Linked DNA regions of Homo sapiens: region 1 is linked to region 2. The links are chromatin contacts, found by Hi-C or POLR2A ChIA-PET in ENCODE. All regions are on one chromosome and are shown on one strand. Each heading gives the region's core, a stretch centred on a gene start or an enhancer-like site at or near the end of the contact. The rest is flanking DNA. Distances are from core to core; before and after follow the strand shown. Region 1 has its middle 15 kb from the start of DEGS1. Region 2 overlaps LOC105373281 (a long non-coding RNA gene).

Region 1 (4,041 bases), core at 1,196-3,695, 470 kb after region 2:
CCACTGTGCTACAAGTGCCTACAGTATTCAGAACAGTAACATGCCATACAGTTTTGTAGTCTAGCATCAATAGGCTGTACCATATAGCCTAGGTGTATATAGTAGGCTAAACCATCTAGGTTTGTGTAAGTAAACTCTATTATATTCATACAACAAAATCACTTGATGCATTTCTGAGAGCACATCCCCATCTTTAAGCAGTTCATGACTGTACTGCTAAGTAGTGGCATGCATATGCATAAAGAAACTCTAGGCCGGGCACGGTGGATCATGCCTGTAATCCCAGCACTTTGGGAGGCTGAGGGGGGCAGATCACTTGAGGTCAGGAGTTTGAGACCAGCCTGGCCAACATGGCGAAATCCCACCTCTACTAAAAATACAAAAATTAGGCAGGCATGGTGGTCTGTGCCTGTAGTCCCAGATACTCAGGAGGCTGAGGCAGGAGGATCACTTGAATCTGGGAGTCAGAGGTTGCAGTGAGCTGAGATTACACCACTGCACTCCAGGCTGGGAGAAAGAGTGAGATTCCATGTCAAAAAAAAAGAAAGAAAAGAAAAGAAAAAAAAATTCTAGAAAAATGCACAGGGAATCAATAACAGTGGTTATATTTTGGGGTTTGACAACATAACAACAGGAACAGGAGCTGGGAGGAGCTTATCACTAGACACCTGTATGTTTTTCTATTTTTTTTTTGAGACGGAGTCTCGCGCTGTCGCCCAGGCTGGAGTGCAGTGGCGCGATCTCGGCTCACTGCAAGCTCCGCCCCTCGGGGTTCACGCCATTCTCCTGCCTCAGCCTCCCGAGTAGCTGGGACTACAGGCGCCCGCCGCTACACCCGGCTAATTTTTTGTATTTTTAGTAGAGACACGGTTTTACCATGTTAGCCAGGATGGTCGCGATCTCCTGACCACGTGATCCGCCTGCCTCGGCCTCCCAAAGTGCTGGGATTACAGGTGTGAGCCACCGCGCCCGGCCATGTTTTTCTATTTTTAAACCATGGAAGTGTATTCAACAATTAAACCAGCTGCTATAGACTGAAAGTTTGTGTCCCCGCAAAATGTATGCCTTGAAGCCTAATCCTCAAGGGGAGGAGACTAGGAGGTTGGGCTTTGGGGAGGTGATTATGTTCATGAGGGTGAAGTCTTCATGAATGGGGTTAGTGTTCTTTTAAAAGAGACACCAGGCTGGGTGCGGTGGCTCACGCCTGTAATCCCAGCACTTTGGGAAGCCGAAGCAGGCGGGTCACCTGAGGTCAGCAGTTTGAGACCACCCTGGCCAACATGTGAAACCCCATCTCTACTAAAAATACAAAAATTAGCCAGGCATGGTGGGGTGCACCTGTAGTCCCAGTTACTTGGGAGGCTGAGGCAGGAGAATTTCTTGAACCCAGGAAGCAGAGGTTGCAGTGAGCTGAGATCATACCATTGCACTCCAGCCTGGGTGACAGAGCGAGACTCCATCTCAAAAAAATTAATTAATTAATTAATTAATTAAATAAAAGGGACCTCAGAAAACTCCTTCACCTCTTCTGCCATGTGAGGTTATAGCCAGAAGACGGCCATCCACGAACAAGGAAGCAGCCCCTCACCAGATACTGAATATGCCAGTGCCTTGATCTTGGACTTCCCAGGCTCCAGAATTTTTTTTTTTTTTTTTTGAGACGGAGTCTCTGTCACCCAGGCGGGAGTGCAATGGCACGATCTGGGCTCACTGCAACCTCTACCTCCCGAGTTCAAGCGATTCTCCCACCTCAGCCTCCCGAGTAGCTGGGATTACAGGCATGCGCCACCATACCTGGCTAATTTTGTATTTTTAGTAGAGATGAGGTTTCTCCATGTTGCTCAGGTTGGTCTCAAACTCCCGACCTCAGGTGATCCACCCACCTCAGCCTCCCAAAGTGCTGGGATTACAGGGGTGAGCCACCACGCCCAGCCTAATTTTTGTATTCTTAGTAGAGACGGGTTTTCACCATGTTGGCCAGGCTGGTTTCGAACTCTTGACCTTGTGATCCATCCGCTTTGGCCTCCCAAAGTGCTGGGATTATAGGCGTGAGCTACTGTGCCTGGCCAGACTGTTTTCTTAAAAACCAAAAGCCTGGGAAGAAAAACAAAATATCTTGCAAATGTATTCTCAATCCCAGTCAATCCCCTGCAAAACTCAGACTCTGGAAGAATGAAAGCTATGCGCTCTTTTCTCCACTCATTCATATTGTTGGCTTCACACAGATAGAAAAAGCTACTTCATCCTGCAGAACTGCTCTATCAGTTCATGGTGTTTTCCTGGATCCTGGACCCCTGCCTTCCCCACCATGAGTCACCTCTGGATCGAGTCCATCTTCTATTTGGGATTTGGAACCAGACAACCTTTGTCCCTTTTTAGCCTCTGCTGCACTCTAAGCTGTGTGATCTAAGACACGTCACTCACATTCTGGAAGTATTCGCTTCCTCATACATGAAATGGGGGAAATTTCTCTAACCATAAGCCTGCGGTTTTGATTTCAGTGCTCACTAGTTCAAGACTTTTCTTCTTGCCTATGCCCCTTCACCCTCTTCCTTTGTCAATTTCCTTTTTCATAAGCTGTGGCTGCTGGTGAGTAAAATAGTCATCTGAGTACAACTGCTTTTGCATGAGCTAGACTTGGAAGGGTGCAAATGGAAGCAGATTCATTTCTTCTCAGTAACTGCTCTTTTAGACTGTCCTGTTGCATTGTTCTGCCCTGATCCCAGAAGGAATCTCAGGCAGATCCCAGAGCCTTGTAGACTCTCCTGGTCACTAACAAATTAATCACCTTTATCCAGTTATTAAAAAATCCAGCCCGATCCGAAGAAAGACTTTATTGTCTCAATTGATTAAAGCTTCTTTCCTCTTTTTTTTCTCTTTTTTTGAGACGGAGTCTTGCTCTGTCGCACAGGCTGGAGTGCAGTGGTGCGATCTTGGCTCACTGCAGCCTCCACCTCCCGGGTTCAAGCGATTTTCCTGCCTCAGCCTCCCAAGTAGCTGGGATTACAGGTGCCTGCCACCAAGCCCAGCTAATTTTTGCATTTTTAGTAGAGACGGGGTTTCGCCATGTTGGACAGGCTGGTCTTGAACTGCTGACCTCAGGTGATCTGCCTGCCTTGGCCTCCCAAAATTCTGGGATTACAGGCATGAGCCACTGTGCCCTCCCGCTTCTTTCTTCTTTCTGTAAGTCAGGCCTGAGTTGGACTTCGGAGAAGCTTTGAGTTGGGCTTCTCCTTTTCAGTGGAGAAGGGCAGGAAGGAGGATGTCTTCCATTTATTCTCTTTGCTTTTCCTCCTCCCCCTCCTGCAAGACTCTCTGCTGTCTAACTCAGTGGGGAGGAGAGACAGAATAAAGAAAAAAAATCTGCATTACTGGTATGGTTGGAATCTGTCATGTGTGTCTCTTGGTTGAGGCAGAGATCACACTTTGGGGCTGTTTTCCCCAAGGCATTTTCCACTGTTGTTGTTGCTTTCTTTTTCTTTTTTTAAGAGATAAGGTCTTGCCCTATCACTCACTACAGTCTTGAACTCCTGAGCTCAAGTGATCCTCCTGCCTCAGCTTACTGAGTAGCTGGGACTACCATGCCTGGCTAATTATTTTTATTTTTGATAGATGCAGAGTCTTGCTACATTGCCCAGGCTGGCCTCAAACTCCTGGCCACAAGCGATCTTCCTGTCTTAGCCTCCCAAAGTGCTGGAATTACAGGCATAAGCCACTGCTGTCAGCCCTCCATTGGTTTTTAAATAATCTCCTCACGGGTTACCTTCACCATGAATTTTTCTTCCAAGTTACCATACAGCTGACTCATAGGAACCCCTCCTTAGCCCTAGGTATCTGGTGGTAAATGTTCTTTCAAAAAGAAGCATTAGGATGCATGACCTATGAGGCCATAGACAGCAACCAAATCTAGCCCTTGTCAAACGGTTACACATCTGGTCCACCTATACCTGATCAACCTGGCAGAAAAGCTACTATCAGCAGAGACCCTCTGTCCATACTCAGTGACCACGGACAGCTTCTGATTTCCCCTCACCTTTAGGC
Region 2 (4,265 bases), core at 1,542-4,041:
AGTGGCTCACACATGTAATTCCAGCACTTTGGGAAGCCAAGGCAGGTGGATTGCTTGAGCTCAGGGGTTCAGCATCAGTCTGGGCAACATAGCAAAACCTGGCCTCTACAAAAAATTACAAAAAAAAATTAGCTGGACATGGTGGTGTGTGCTTGTAGTCCCAGCTCCTCAGGAGTCTGAGGTGGAAGGATCATTGAGCCTAGGAGGTCAAGGCTGCAGTGAGATATAATCAAGCTATGATCGTGCCACTGCACTCCAGCCTGGGTAACAGAGTGAGACCGTGTCTCAAAAAGAGAAAGAGAGAGAAAGGGAGAGTTTTAGGCTAATTTAAACAGAAAACATTTTTGAAAGATTATTTTATTGTTACAAGATGGACTGTGATTGATGTAAAAATACCAACAGACACAGTAAAAAGATATAATTCCTCTAAATATAACTAGAAGACACAAGAATTTCACAGCATGACCACAGCTGTACAATACAGGACGTTAGCCGTGTTCAGAGTCAAGTTCCTCCTGCCTTCGAGTGCCCAGGAAGCTGCCCTCCTGTCAACAGTACCCAGCCACAGGAATGAGAATCCTACTAGGTCCTCTGATAAGCTCATTTTGTCATTATTGCCTTTAATTCCCCAAGTGGCAATCCCCATCCTAAATGCTCTAGAAGGCTCGTTTCCATCCTGGCTAAAATATCCTGATGGGCTGACATGATCCAACCAACTGCAAACTGAGAAATAACGTCTCCAACTTGCCCTGCGCACATTTTCTCCCTCCTCTCAGGAGCCAATGTGAGCCAGTCCCGCACATTCCAGAGCAAATAGTGTCTGGACTGAATCGATGGCTACTTGTAGGCCTCTCCAGGATCCAACCATCCCACGTAGGTCTTCTCGAAGTGCTGTCCACTCAGAGAAGATCTGGCTGAGGAAACAGACACACAGAGGCCACGCAGCCAGAACCACAGCCCAAATCAGCCCATAGGAACAAGGTGGGGAGACCACCACTACTGCCCCCTGCTGGACACTGGGCAAACTCCTTCGCGGAACTCACAAGCCCTGTGTGTCCCGGCACCTGCTCTCTTCTCTGGCCCCATCTCCCATCACCATCCTCATCTGACAGTCCACACTACAGCCACCGAAACTTCTCTCAGTTCCCAGCCAATTACTCAGTCATTTTGGAGCCCTCTCCCCTTCCTATCCTCTCTCCGTCTATCCATCCACCCTTACACTAATTGAACTCAGCTCTCAGGCCCCAGTTGATGACTTCCTCCCTTAGGGCCAGGCACGGTGGCTTACACCTGTAATCCCAGCACTTTGGGAGGCCAAGGCAGGTGGATCACTTAAGCTCAAGAGTTCAAGACCAGCCTGGGCAACATGGTGAAACCCCGTTTCTATGAAAAATACACAAAGTAGCCAGATGTGGTGGTGCACACCTGTAGTCCCAGCTACTCAGGAGGCTGAGGTGGGAGGATCACTTGAGCCCAGGAGGTCAAGGCCACAGTAAGCCATGATCACACCACTGCACTCCAGCTTGGGTAACAGAGAGTGACCCTGTCTCAAAAAAAAGACTTCCTGGCCATGCGTGGTGGCTTGTGCCTGTAATCCCAACACTTTGGGAGGCCGAGGCAGGTGGATCACTTGAGGTCAGGAGTTTGAGACCACCCTGGCCAACATGGTGAAACCCCATCTCGACTAAAAATACAAAAAAAAAAAAAAGAAGAGTCGTCCGTGTTTGCACGCACCTGTAATCCCAGCTACGCAGGAGGCTGAGGCAGGAGAATCACTTGAACCTAAGAAGCAGAGGTTGCAGTGAGCCAAGATTGCGCCACTGCACTCCAGCCTGAGTGACAGAGTGAGACTCCATCTCAAAAATAAAAAAAAAAAATTAAATGTAAAAAGACTTTCTCAGTGTATGTGGTATATCCAAGACAATAGAATATCATTCCACCTTAAAAAGAAGGAAATCAGTTGGGCACAGTGCCTCACACCTGTAATCCCAGCACCTTGGGAGGCCGAGGCACGTGGATCACGTGAGGTTGGGAGTTCAAGGCCAGCCTGACCAACATGGAGAAACCCCATCTCTACTAAACATACAAAATTAGCCAGGCGTGGTGGTGCATGCCTGTAATCCCAACTACTCAGGAGGCTGAGGCAGGAGAATTGCTTGAAACCAGGAGGCGGAGGTGGCGGTGAGCCCAGATTGCACCTTTGCACTCCAGCCTGGGCAACAAGAGCAAAACTCCATCTCAAAAAAAAAAAAAAAAGGAAGGAAGGAAGAAAGGAAATCCTGTCACGTGCCACAACATGGATGAAACTTGAGGATATTATGAGGATATTATGCTAAGTGAAATAACCCAAGACTCCCCAAATCTGGGTGAGGATCCTCAGTAATTTGTCTCCATAGCGCTTACCACAGTGAATTGCAATGGCCTGTTGCCCATTGTCTATGTCCTCTGTAAGGACAGTACAGTATCCTGTTCACGGTTGAAGCCTCAGTACCCAGCATTATGCCTGGCACGTTATGTGTGGTCACAAATAATGATAGATAGACAGATAGATACATAAATAGATGGGTCAGTTCATGAGGAACTCAGTATCAGACTCCAGAGGGCTTTGGGATCTGGAGTCATGACTGCCTGAGATCCAAAACAAGACATTTTGCCAGTTTTACTTGTTTATGCTGAAAAGCATCAAAGGCCTTTTGAAATAGAGGTTTCCTTTTCCATGGCTAAATTAGGGGTTTTCTTGCTTTGAAATAACAATACTGCTTTTTGCCACGTGGTGGAGCCAATACAACATCAAACGGGCCCCAGGAGGCGCCATTTTACCGTCATCACCTGCCTGGGCAGGACCACCCGCTATAGCTCACAGTGAAGAGCATGATTGTGGTGTAATAACTTTATTACTACAGGCTTATTTTTGTTGTTCAGGAAATCTTGGTGACCTTTAAAACTTCCCAAGACACACAAATCATTCCAGTTGCACAAAAGGATGGAGCGGGTTATTTTCTCTCCAATGAGAGCCTGTCAACCTGTTGGTGCAGAAATACATGTGCAGGCTGTGTTTAATTGTGAGTGGGGGTTGGGCGCGGTGGCTAACGCCTGTAATCCCAGCACTTTGGGAAGCCAAGGCGGGTGGATCACCTAAGGTCAAGAGTTCGAGACCAGCATCGCCATTATGGTGAAACCCCGTCTCTACTAAAAATACAAAATTAGCCGGGCGTGATGGCAGGCATCTGTAGTCCCAACTACTCGGGAGGCTGAGACAGGAGAATTGCTTGAATCCAGGAGGCAGAGGTTGCAGTGAGCTGAGATCATGCCACTGCACTCCAGCCTGGGTGACAGAGCGAGACTCCTTCTCAAAAAACATAAAAAGTGAAAATAAAAATAAAAATCGTGAGTGGGAATAGACTAGGAGAAGCCCCCAAATTATTGTATCTTCATAAAGCCAAGCTCACACTTGGGAGGCTGAGGCAGGATAATTATGGAGGCCAGGAGTTCCAGACTAGCCTGGGCAATATAGCGAGACCCCATCTCTACACACACACACACATATACACACACAAATTAGCTTGGCATGGTGGTAAATGCCTGTAGTCCTAACTACTGAGGAGGCTGAGGTGGGAGGATCACTTGAGCCCAGGAAACGGAGGCTGCAGTGAGCTATGATCATGCCACTGTACTCTAGCCTGGGTGACAGAGCAAGGTCTTGTCTCTTAAAAATAAAAAATAAAAAGCCAAGTTCTTCTCCATCAGGGCCTGCTTCTGAAGAGTGGGCAAGCAGGACCATGGGCCTACAGTCCTGCTATCAGAAGAAGTTCTCATGGACCCTGGAACACCTGTGATGGGGCTCAGGAGCCTCTCCACCAGAGCTGCCTAGAGCCCTACTCCTTCCCCACCAGCCTGACCACCACACTCACCTCTTTCACCCTTCACTTCCAACCCCTCCAATTGCCCTTACAAGGTCCTATAGCAGCTAGTCCCTCCCCACCTCTCGGCCTCACCTCTGGCCTCTTCTGGCCCTTGACAAAGATTCTTTGCTTGACCAAACTTTAGTGAGCCTCCTGATCCTTTCCTAGGCCCATCTGTGCACTTCCTTGAAAAATTCAGTTTTAACGAGGACCCTGCTAAGTCAGTTTAGCTAGAACCCCTCAACACCTTGCTATCTGATCATCCCCAATATCTAACTGTGCTCCTCATCCTCCACCATCTAGGTGATGTCCAATGACCCTGTCCTGTCTTCAGCAAGACTCGGTTAGGGGGTTTAGCCAGAA

Evidence for each region. Hi-C counts contacts between places; a loop is a spot of excess contacts on that map. ChIA-PET counts read pairs that join two places held with the same protein, here RNA polymerase II (POLR2A). Pooled maps may share reads with other maps.
Region 1: a loop to region 2 is called in a map of MCF 10A, with 9 times the contacts of the local background. The contact joins two enhancer-like sites. A Hi-C loop is called at or near these places in 1 of 168 maps with a recorded cell type or tissue (MCF 10A) and 2 of 50 pooled maps. POLR2A ChIA-PET finds 5 or more read pairs at or near these places in 1 of 52 experiments (Panc1).

What each region holds. Positions count from the first base shown.
Region 1 is chr1:224,166,691-224,170,731 of GRCh38, forward strand. No RefSeq gene overlaps it. Among named protein-coding and RNA genes, the nearest start is that of DEGS1, 15 kb to the right of the region's middle. RefSeq lists enhancers at 2,431-3,400, 3,401-4,041. Within about 2 kb of position 2,446, at least 9 of the 41 ENCODE cell types and tissues checked have a DNase peak (open chromatin) inside an H3K27ac peak, as active enhancers do.
Region 2 is chr1:223,695,605-223,699,869 of GRCh38, forward strand. The region is part of intron 1 of LOC105373281 (a long non-coding RNA gene); the gene reads right to left. Among named protein-coding and RNA genes, the nearest start is that of CAPN2, 15 kb to the right of the region's middle. Within about 2 kb of position 2,792, at least 2 of the 41 ENCODE cell types and tissues checked have a DNase peak (open chromatin) inside an H3K27ac peak, as active enhancers do.